Linked DNA regions of Homo sapiens: region 1 is linked to region 2. A link is a loop called in an ENCODE intact Hi-C map of the cell type or tissue named here. Cell type or tissue: MCF 10A. All regions are shown on one strand. Each heading gives the region's core, and the rest is flanking DNA. Links, peaks and the distances in the headings are about the cores only. Region 1 has its middle 19 kb from the start of SULT1C4. Region 2 overlaps GCC2 (GRIP and coiled-coil domain containing 2).

Region 1 (5,386 bases), core at 279-5,278, 96 kb after region 2:
GTTTTAGCTTTGCCATCCATGAATGGCTTAACTATTAGATAACTCAGTGGAGGGTCAGTGTGACAGCTTCTTGAACCCATACCTGGGTCTTTGTCTAGTGACCAGGAGGAATCAGGTTGCACGAACAAATTGAAGATAACAAATGTGGAGGATTTCACTGCTGATGAAAGTGGCTTTCAGTGGGATGGGGAGGTAGCAAGGGGATGGATTGGGAAGGTGGTCTTACCCTGGAGTTCGGCCAGCCCTGGCCGGCCGAACTCTTCTCCGAGGTTTCGCTGTTGAGCCATAACTCTGAAGTCAAGTTGCTTCTCACCAATGTCAAGCTGCTGCTTCTCTCCTTCTCTGCCACACTGCTCTGATCCTTTGCCAATAGAGTCTGGGGTTTTAATGGATACAGAATGGGGGGCAGGGTGGGCCAGGGTGGGTTTGGAAAAGGCAACATTTGGGTGGAAAAACAGGAGTGCATGTTCTCACTTTAGAAAGCAGTTCCAGGCTTGAGGGTGGAGCCCTCACCAGGGACCCTGCACTTTTCTACCTAGCATTTCCCTGCCTACAGTCTGTATCACTGTGACCTGGAATCCCCCTCCTAACTTCAAGTTGTCTTGCCTTTGCTTCAAGTTGTCCTGCCTTTTCCAGACAAAATCATTGTTCATCTTACATATGTTGACTGATGTGTCATGTCTCCCTAAAATGTATAAAACCAAACTGTGCTCAGACCACCTTGGGTACATGCCATCAGGACCTCTGGAGGCTGTGTCATAGGCATGTGTCCTCAATCTTGGCAAAATAATCTGTCTAAGTTAACTGAGACCTATCTCAGATTTTCAGGGTTCACGTTTTGGTAACCATTAAGGGATTCTGAGTGGAGGTGCCCCAGACCTTTGACAAATCTCCTATCAGTGCTTGGTATCTGCTTGAGCTATCTTTGTGGCTCAAACCAATAAGACAATTTACTGAGGCCTAGAAGTACCCCCTCCGGAGAATCCCTGATCTCCCCAAATTTGGTCAAGATCTAAAGTTTATTTTGCTGTACAACTTCTGTTTTTTGTTTTGTTTTGTTTTGTTTTGTTTTTGGAGTTTTACACAAGGAAGGCAAGTTTTTATTGCTTTCATGGTGATGGAAGGCAGGTAACTCATTTATGGAGTTTGAGCTCACTTCCAGTAGGGAAGATGAATTCGAGATTTTTCCAGTTTCTAGGATGGTAGAGAGTAGTCTTCAGCCTGAGACCCATCCCTTCATAAGTAACTGAATTAGGGTTTGTCTTGGTCAAAGTTAAGATTAATAACCAGCTGGTCTTAATTTCTCCTTACCACTAGAGTGCTCAGTAATCGTACAAGTTTTGCCATCATTTGTTTTGCTTAAAACAGATGATGTTGTTTTTATTGTTATTAGTTTGTTTCTGTTTTTGTTGTTGTTTTGCTCTTTTTCCCATTTGGGTTAGATCAACTCTATCTGACTTGATCATGTCTGAAGGCAAGTTCCAAATTATGGGGAACAAGGCCTCTGAAGTGGCTAAATTTCCACACACAAAAAGAGGTGGTGTGGTGTTGGGAGAAAAATGACCAGCAAAAGGTGGTGGTGGTGGGGAGGAGGGGAGGGAAAGATTTTTTTATTTTGACTATTTAAGGGGCTTTATTTACATAACAAGGTCACCTTTTATCTAGGCGGGCCAAACTGAAATAGCAATGGCTGTCACCCCACAGTGCAGTCCCATAGCTAAGGGTTCTGCCTTCTTTTTTCCTACTATGACAGCCTGGTTTTGTTTCCTAAATTAAGCCCTTTCTGGTTTGATATTTGGTACTTCTGAAATAGCAGCAATTTGTTCTAGCTGAAATATGGTAATGAGATTTAAAAGGATTTTTTTTTTTCGAGACAGAGTTTTGCGCTTCTAGCCCAAGCTGGAGTGCAATGGCGTGATGTTGGCTCACTACAACCTCTGTCTCCTGGGTTCAAGCAATTCTCCTGCCTCAGCCTCCTGAGTAGCTGCAATTACAGGTACATGCCACCACGTCCGGCTAATTTTTTGTATTTTTAGTAGAGACGGGGTTTCACCATGTTGGCCAGGCTGGTCATGAATTCCTGACCTCAGGTAATCTGCCCACCTCAGCCTCCCAAAGTGCTGGGATTACAGGCATGAGCCATTGCGCCTGGCCTTAAAAGGATTTTTTAAAAGGAGTTCAGTGGTTAAAAGTCAGTTTAATTAAAAGATAACATCCAAGTTGTGTGTGTATGTGCATGCATGTGTGTGTGTTTGTATTTAAAAGGCCTTCAAGTGTTGTTTTTTTTTTTTCTCCCAGGACCTCGTTCTTTTCTTGAGCGAAAGTTTTCTTCTTTTCAGTTGACTGAATTCTGTTTTCTAAATTTACTGGTGCTGTCTCTCCTTTCTCTTGCGCCCTCTGCTGCATGAGGGACTTAAAATAGTTTATAATAGCCTAGGGTTTCTTAAAGAAGATGGAGAAGGTGCCAGACTCCCTTTGGGGAGAGACCTGTTTTTCCTTATGGAACCCTGAGAGTGTAAGCAGACAAATTCATCTCAGCTCTTAAATTGCTTCCTTTTGTGTTGTGTTACCTGATTTATTGACTAAAATAGTTATTGCAACAGAGGCTACTCTTGGGTTTTTAAGGAAGAGTGTAGTTTAGACAGTTAGAAATGCCTTTGTTTAAAAAAAATTTTTTTAAGTGCACTGTAAAAGCATCACATGGTCTAGCTTCATAATAATTCTCCATTTTTGGAGACCCAGGATTCAGTATGGGCTCTGCCCAGAGCTCAGAGATCCAGTTAAAAGAGAGGTAGTTCCGGCAGGGTGCGGTGGCTCACGCCTGTAATCCCAGCACTTTGGAAGGCCTAGGCGGGTAGATCATGAGGTCAGGAAATTGAGACCATCCTGGCTAACACCGTGAAATCCTGTCCCTACTAAAAAATACAAAAAATTAGCTGGACGTGGTGGCGGGCGCCAGTAGTTCCAGCTACTCGGAAGGCTGAGGCAGGAGAATGGCATGATCCCAGGAGGCGGAGCTAGCAGTGAGCCAAGACTGCACCACTGCACTCCAGCCTGGGTGATGGATCGAGACTCCCTCTCAAAAAAAAAAAAAAAAAAAAAAAGAGAGGAAGTTCCTAGCTAAATAAAATTGGTCTCCTCATACAATCTTATGATAGATTTCTATAATTTTATGTTTGATTTGGTATCCATCTTTAATTTCTCTCTAGCACCATTAGACTTTTTCTCTCAGTACTTTAAGATGTAAATTTTGCTATCTGAGTTTTTATCTACAAGTTGTTTTCCTTCAATATGCAGATTTAGGGCTATTTAGCTGACAACTGCCTATGGTAGCAAACAGATTATTGAGAATTTGAAAGTCTAAGATAAGAAAAAAGGTTCTTATGAATCTATAAGATGTACTTCTATTGTCATGCCTAATACATCTATGTATTTATGTGTTGTGTACACAATGTTTTACTACATATATATACATATATATAAGAGCTCTAATTGACTTAAAAAAGCACTTGAATCAAATACTTTATCAGGAAAAAAGAAAATACTAGTCAAAAGCTTTTTCAAGGTTATATAACTTTAATAAATAAGTTGGCTTTAAAATTATTGGTAAAGTAATATTAGAAATGTCTTAAGAACTGCCAGCATATATTTTTGTTTGCATTTATTGATCAAGCAATTTTATACTTATCCCTGCCAAATACTATAAGATGTCAAAATTTGTCATAAGGGTTAGAAAACTATAAACCCAGCCCAAAACAGAATGATCTTTGCTTGTGTAATTTTTAATAAATAAGACATTGATACTGGTTTAAGGAAAATAGCTATATCTTGAATTATTCAGTTAAATTACTATAACTTCTAATCGTGTGGCTTTAGGCAGTTTAGTCCATAGGCAGTAAGGTTTGTTTTGGGAAAGGACTGTTATCATCTTGTTTAAAAACTAAAGTAGAAACTAAATTCCTCCCAAAGTTAGTTTGGCCCATGTCTAGGAATGAACAAGGACACTTGGAGGTTAGAAGCAAGATGGAGTTGGCTAGGTCACATGTTTTTCACTGTTTCAGTTATAATTTTGCAATGGTGAGTTTCATATCTTTAAATGATGACTATCGCAGTTTTCATAGTCTAGGTAAATGATTAAAATAAGATAATTAGGCTAGACACGGTGGCTCCCGTCTGTAATACCAGAACTTTGGGAGGCCGAGGCAGGCGGATCACGAGGTCACGAGATCGAGACCATCCTGGAAAACATGGTGAAACCCTGTCTCTACTAAAAATACAAAAAATTAGCTGGGTGTGGTGGCACGTGCCTGTAATCCCAGCTACTCAGGAGGCTGAGGCAGGAGAATCACTTGAACCTGGGAGGCAGAGGTTGCAGTGAACCGAGATCACGCCACTGCGCTCCAGCCTGGATGACAGAGCGAGACTCTGTCTCAAAAAAAAAAAAAAAAAAGATAATTAGGTGAATGTGATGGAATAAATACTTGTAGACAAATGTCATAATTTGGAATCTAAAGTTATATTAAATTAAATAATAGATATTTCATTATTTGAATATTTTCCAATAGAAATATATTGTAGGAAAAAATTCTTTCTAAAAAAGTGTCATTCTAAAAAAGGCGAACAATTTTGTCTAATTCAAAGCTTATTTAAAGGTTATGGGCCAGTCATGGTGGCTCACACCTCTAATCCCAGGACTTTGGGAGGCTGAGGCAGGTGGATCACCTGAGAACAGGAGTTCAAGACCAGCCTGACCAACATGGAGAAACCCCATCTCTACTAAAAATACAAGATTAGCTGGGCGTGGTGGCGCATGCCTGTAATCCCAGCTCCTCGGGAGGCTGAGGCAGGAGAATTGCTTGAACCTGGGAGGTGGAGGTTGTGGTGAGCCGAGATCGTGCCATTGCACTCCAGCCTGGGCAACAAGAACGAAACTCTGTCTCGTAAACAAAACAAAACAAAACAAAAATTTCTGTGCAGTGCAGAAGGTCTTTACTTTTGCCTTTTGGTAACTGGCCTAACAGATTTTATTGTTTATTGAAACAATTCCTATGCCATTATTATCAAGTTTTGGTTTGCTTAGGAAAAAACTGAGATTAAATTAAAAAAAATTAAGGTTATTACATCCATGTATCTTTCTGTATGTGCCTTTAATGTACTTGTGACATTGAGTTACAGGGCTTTGACTCCTGGGTCTAAAAGAACACCAAGTCCTGCTAAATTTTAAACCTTGACAGCAATTAAATCCCATCTACAAGTCCAGTTGAAGATGCCAATCAAAATAAACTGCATTCCTGAAACACGGGGCCAGAAATTAAAACTATTCAATTCCTCAAGGCCCAGGGACTATTGTGGAAGAGGTGGGCTTGTGAGATTTTAAGGGCTGATT
Region 2 (5,386 bases), core at 330-5,329:
ACCATCTAATCAGCTACCAGCGAATATAAAGCAGGCAGAAAAACCTGAAAAGGCGAGACTGGCCTAGCCTCCCAACCTACATCTTTCTCCTGTGCTGGATGCTTCCTGCCCTTGAACATCACACTCCTAGTTCTTCAGTTTTGGAACTTGGACTGGCTCTCACTGCTCCTCAGCCTGCAGATGGCCTAGTGATCGTGTAAGGTAATACTTAATAAGCATCCATCCATCCATCCCATCCATCCATCCAACCATCCAATTAGTTCTGTCCCTCTAGAGAACCCTAATACAAACAGGTAGTGGAATATTGAAAGAAATTTTATTGGAGCAGCCCAAAAAAGCATATGTAACTTAGAGTAATAGTAATTAAATAAGACAGTGAAATTAAATAAGAAAAACATATTTAGACAGAGTAACATACCAAGTTTAGTTTCGGGAGAGTTAAGCAGCTGCTCTAAAGACTGTGTGTATGTGCTGGCGGAAGACACAGACTCCGTATCAGTTGTCTCCATGCCTTCTCCCTCTTCCCGGGTTACAGTGTGCATGTCTAGAAGCGGGAGGTCTGTGTTTCTCCTTTCTCGAAGGTTCTTCAAAGATTGTTGAGAGGAAACTGGGCCTATTAGATTTTTTTAAAAGGTTAAGTGTGAGATTGTTCAAAATCTATTGATTTGGCCTTACAGAGATACACAATAAAATGAAAATATCAAATGATAAGAGTAGAGGAATTAAGTAACTATAAGATAAGTGAAAGGTGTATGAAGAATTGCTAAAGCATTTCTTAAAATTTAGTCATCAAAGCTGGGCGTGGTGGCTCAAATCTGTAATCCTAGCAGTTTGGGAGGCTAAGGTGGGTGGATCACGAGGTCAGCAAGTTCAAGACCAGCCTGGCCAAGATGGTGAAACCCTATCTCTACTAAAAATACAAAAATCAGCCAGGCACGGTGGCAGGTGCCTGTAATCCCAGCTGCTGGGGAGGCTGAGGCAGAGAATTGCTGGAAACCAGGAGGCGGAGGTTGCAGTGAGCCAAGATCACACCACTGCACTCCAGCCTGGCGACAGAGTGAGACTCCAGCTCAAAAACAAAACAAACAAACAAAAACTTAGTAATCAAACTTTTAAATACGTTACTCATTTTAATAGAAGCTATAAATTAATTGCTACTAGCTAAGATAAACTGTTAGATAACACAGCTCATAATATAGTACTACTTATTTTTTATTAATTTAGAGTAGAGGGCCAAACTACTGCTAAATACTGGCCAAAATTAAAAGACTAGATTCTAGCAATTTTTCAGGATTAGGTATTTCAGATTGCTGCATACTTCTTGAAACACACTTGTTGAAATCTGCTTGGCAGACATCCTCAATCACTGCCCTTATACCTTTACCTCTGCAGCTTCTTAATTGTTGCTGCTCACACCTACAGTGCTCATACAGTAAGAGCCCAGAATCCAGGGCACGGAACTAATCAATTACATTGTCTAGCAAGACTTTCCTGTTTGCTGATAAACTGTATAGTGTTTTTTTTTTTTCTGAGACAGGGTCTCACTCTGTCACACAGGTTGGAGTGTAGTGGCACGATCTTGGCTCACAGCAACCTCTGCCTCCCAGGCTCAGGCCATCCTCCCACCTCAGCCCCACAAGTAGCTGGGACTTCCAGGTGCATGCTATCCCACCCAGATAATTTTTGTACTTTTAATAGAGATGGGATTTCACCATGTTGTTCAGACTGGTCTCAAACTCCTGGCCTCATGTGATCCACCTGCCTTGGCTCCCAAAGTGCTGAGATTGCAGGGGTGAGACACCACGCCTGGTCTAAACTGTAAAGTTTACCAGGCCCTTTGACATGTATTGGTTTATTGACTCCCAAAAATCTGAAGTTCAGAGAAATTTAATGACTTTGCCCAAGGTCTCATAACTGAGTTAGAAACCAGAATTGTAATCTAGATTTTTAAACTTCAGATTTCATTTATTTTGCATTTCATTAAGTTGCCTTAGTCCTGACTGCCCTTTTTGAAGCTTTTTCCTGGGTTTCTGGTAAGCTGACTGCTTATTCCACTGCTGATTGCTAGATTACAATCTCTTGTGCGACCTTTGCCCTGGCTGATTACTTCCTTTGTTGATTCTTTGGCATATGTTAAATTCTTCTGAAGTTGCTTTTTTACCCTAATAAGTGACCGATAGCGGCTAATGCTCCAGTGACAATATTTCCCATGGGAAACCAAAACACCATCAACTTGCTACTAAAATACTGCATCATCATGGCTGACATTTTTCCATGTCTTCCTGGAAGCAGAATGGAAGATACTGGGTGTGGCTGAACTAAAACTCCAACTAATTGTAAATGTGAAAGCAAAGAAGCTATATTGGTTATGCAGTTCTAACACATTCAGTGCCGCTTGAGTGTTTCTAAGTTCCTTGCTCTATCTAATGTTTCTATTTAAAAAGTAGACAAATTTGATGTCTAACAACGGAGAACATGAAAGAAATCTGGTGAATACTAGAATTAAGACATGTGTCGGCCAGGCGCAGTGGCTCATGCCTGTAATCCCAGCATTTTGGGAGGCCGAGGCGGGTGGATCACGAGGTCAGGAGATCGAGACTATCCTGGCTAACACGGTGAAACTGCGTCTCTACTAAAAATACAAAAAATTAGCCGGCCTGGTGGCAGGCACCTGTAGTCCCAGCTGCTCGGAAGGCTGAGGCAGGAAAATGGCCTGAACTCGGGAGGTGGAGCTTGCAGTGAGCCGAGATCGCGCCACTGCACTCCAGCCTGGGCGACACAGCGAGACTCCGTCTCAAAAAAAAGACATGTCACGAGACTGACAGAGGATGTTTAAGTCAGAGAAAAAGAAATACTCCTTTCCATTGAGGGTAAGGAATACATCAAAGTCAGCATTCTCAGAGGTTATACAGACTTCTGTAAGTATAATGAAGAGGGAAGGATTCAGATGGTTCAATTATCTTTCTAGTAAGCAAATCCAAAATTCATTAATCACAGATTTGACACTGGTGACACCTAGTAAATTTTCTTTCTTATGAATTTGTGAAGAATGTATTTAAGAGACAAATGCATGAAAACATGAACAACTAATATTTCCATGTGTACATACATACTTCTTGTGGTCGGTTCATTCTTAAGCTGGAAGAGCTGTGCTTCCATCTTGGAGAGCTGCTGCTGTAATGTCTCCACTGTCTTTCTGTGTTCTTCCTGCAAATGTCGCACTTGATCTCGGAAGCTATTTCGAAGGACCTCGTTCTGGGATGTTAGCTGACTCACAGTCTGTGTATGTTCAGATTTCATCATCATGTTCTCTGACTGTATTGAACACAATCTGAAAGATGAGAAACTTAGTTACAGAAGATCTTTCAACTTTATATGCTGACTTAGCCTTTCTCAACTGGGTTCTGCAAGAGAATTAGCTCTAAGACCTCTACTGAATGTATGAATCAACTTCTCTCCTACATACCTGCACTGTACTCATTGTGAAATAACTTGATGAGAACTGACACTGGCTGTCATCTAGTTCAAATAATCTGTGTTACACATTTCAGATGAAGAACCCCAGTTAAGAAACTGTGTTGTGTTGTCCAGACTAGGAACTTCTTTCATGGTTCATCAGAAAATAGGATTATATTTAAAGCATAAAATAATTATACTTTTAATTAGTCCACTTCTTCACATCATCATATGTGGTAACTCACATGAATGTAAGATTAATCTCCCTTTTATCTACTACCCTGAAAACATTAAAAAAAAAAAAAACCCCACACTCTTCTGATTTACTCAGAAAACTTTAGAGGAAAGTATCCATTTTTGAGTTGATTAACATAAACCACAACAAACACAGACTTGGTTTACTATAGCTGTTTCAAATCTCACTGCACATGAGAATCACTGGAATACCTTGTTGAAAATAGAGACCTCTAATTTTCATGTTACACCCACTGAATCAGGATCTCAGTAGTGGTTCCAGGAATTTCCTACTTTTAGTAGTTTTCAATGTGATTTTTATGTACTCAGCCTGAAACTAACCAGTGGGCCTACAATTTGGGAACCATCACTTTTAATGGTTTACCTGTAGTTTTCATGTTTTATATGTTTGGCTTTGGTAAAAAAAATAAATAAATAAATAAATAAATTTCCTTTTATACAGGGGATCCACAGAATTCTCTCATAAAAATTTAAAAAATACAAAAGCCGTCAGAGAAAAAAGTAAAAGCCCCTTATTAATTACTCTCATGCCTGGCAGGATAAAATCCCAATTCCACAGGTAGATAAACGTTGTTAACAGTTTAGTCTGTACTTTTCCAAGATATTTTTTCTACCTGCTACACACATGCGCACCATACAAGGTTTCAAACAGGGTTTAGTGGCTGAAAGGAGAAATGCAATAAAATACCATGTTTCAGAAAAGAAATCTTAATTACTAAGTTCATACTGATTAATGAATCTAGAAAATACTAGTGTATACAAATTTCTCTGCAAGCATTTTTTTCAAACAATATCTACCCAGAAAGCAAAGGAAGAACCATCGGAGGTTACAAAAATAGTCTAAGCAGGATAAAAATTAGAGGTGGGTAAAGTGTCTATTCTCAGGCAGTATCACTGACATTTATGAATTTACCAATTTGAAAGCTAAACGCTTAAACCCCCCATCTGGAATCAGAATGATTGTGCTGATGGAAGTTCACTGTTCTGTCTCAGTTGTTACAGAGGTGTTTATATTAACTGTAGTCTCTGCGTAATACAGATATTAATTAGCCTAATTATCACATTCCTCTGGAACCATTTTCACAATCTGCTATAGATAAAGTATGAATATTAAAACATTTTTTAAAAGTGGAGACTACATAAAGAGAAGGCTATTTCTTCATACTTGGGCAGACAGTAACAATACCATTAGTTTTTAATATTTCTGAAGAAGAGGAAAGACTCCTAAAGATACCTCAAAATGCTATGAAAAGTGACTGGCACATAGTAGGTGCTCAAAAAACACTTACTGAAAGACTGAATTACTTTAGAGGAATCAACAGTACTTTATTTGTGTTAGCAATGTAATTTGCAATAACTTTCCAAAAGAATAAGTGTTGGAGAATATCAAGCAAACATCACTATATATAAGATAATCTCATGGTAAACCCTGGTGATAGGCAGTTAGAAAACTGGTACATCTTCCCTGAAACTTTTGGTTTACATGATTAACATGCAAATTACACTGTTAACAGACAGAAGCCACAAAAAGCTAAACCTGCTTTCATTTTTCAGATTAGCATAAGATTAGGTATATATTATATAAGCAAATCTGTGATAAAATTATCAACACCCTTGATAAAAGATGCTCAATGAAGAATTCTTTTCCTCAGCCTAATACTCCTACTACCCAATT

What was found. A loop is a pair of places that touch in the nucleus more often than their neighbours do. Peaks named below come from ENCODE experiments on the same cell type or tissue, not always from the same donor. Only the 100,000 strongest peaks of a DNase experiment are listed, where the experiment ranks them.
Region 1: a loop joins it to region 2, with 11 times the contacts of the local background. A loop is called at or near these places in 1 of 110 quality-filtered maps.

Annotation. Positions count from the first base shown.
Region 1 is chr2:108,394,063-108,399,448 of GRCh38, reverse strand. No RefSeq gene overlaps it. Among named protein-coding and RNA genes, the nearest start is that of SULT1C4, 19 kb to the right of the region's middle. In MCF 10A, for the core only: a CTCF peak has its summit at 2,393 (motif pointing left); a DNase peak (open chromatin) is centred at 2,398.
Region 2 is chr2:108,490,518-108,495,903 of GRCh38, reverse strand. It overlaps GCC2 (GRIP and coiled-coil domain containing 2), which reads right to left. Exons shown (of 23, transcript NM_181453.4): 19 at 3,114-3,331; 20 at 419-613. Among named protein-coding and RNA genes, the nearest start is that of GCC2-AS1, 41 kb to the left of the region's middle. In MCF 10A, for the core only: no CTCF peak of the experiment used is centred there; a DNase peak (open chromatin) is centred at 3,313.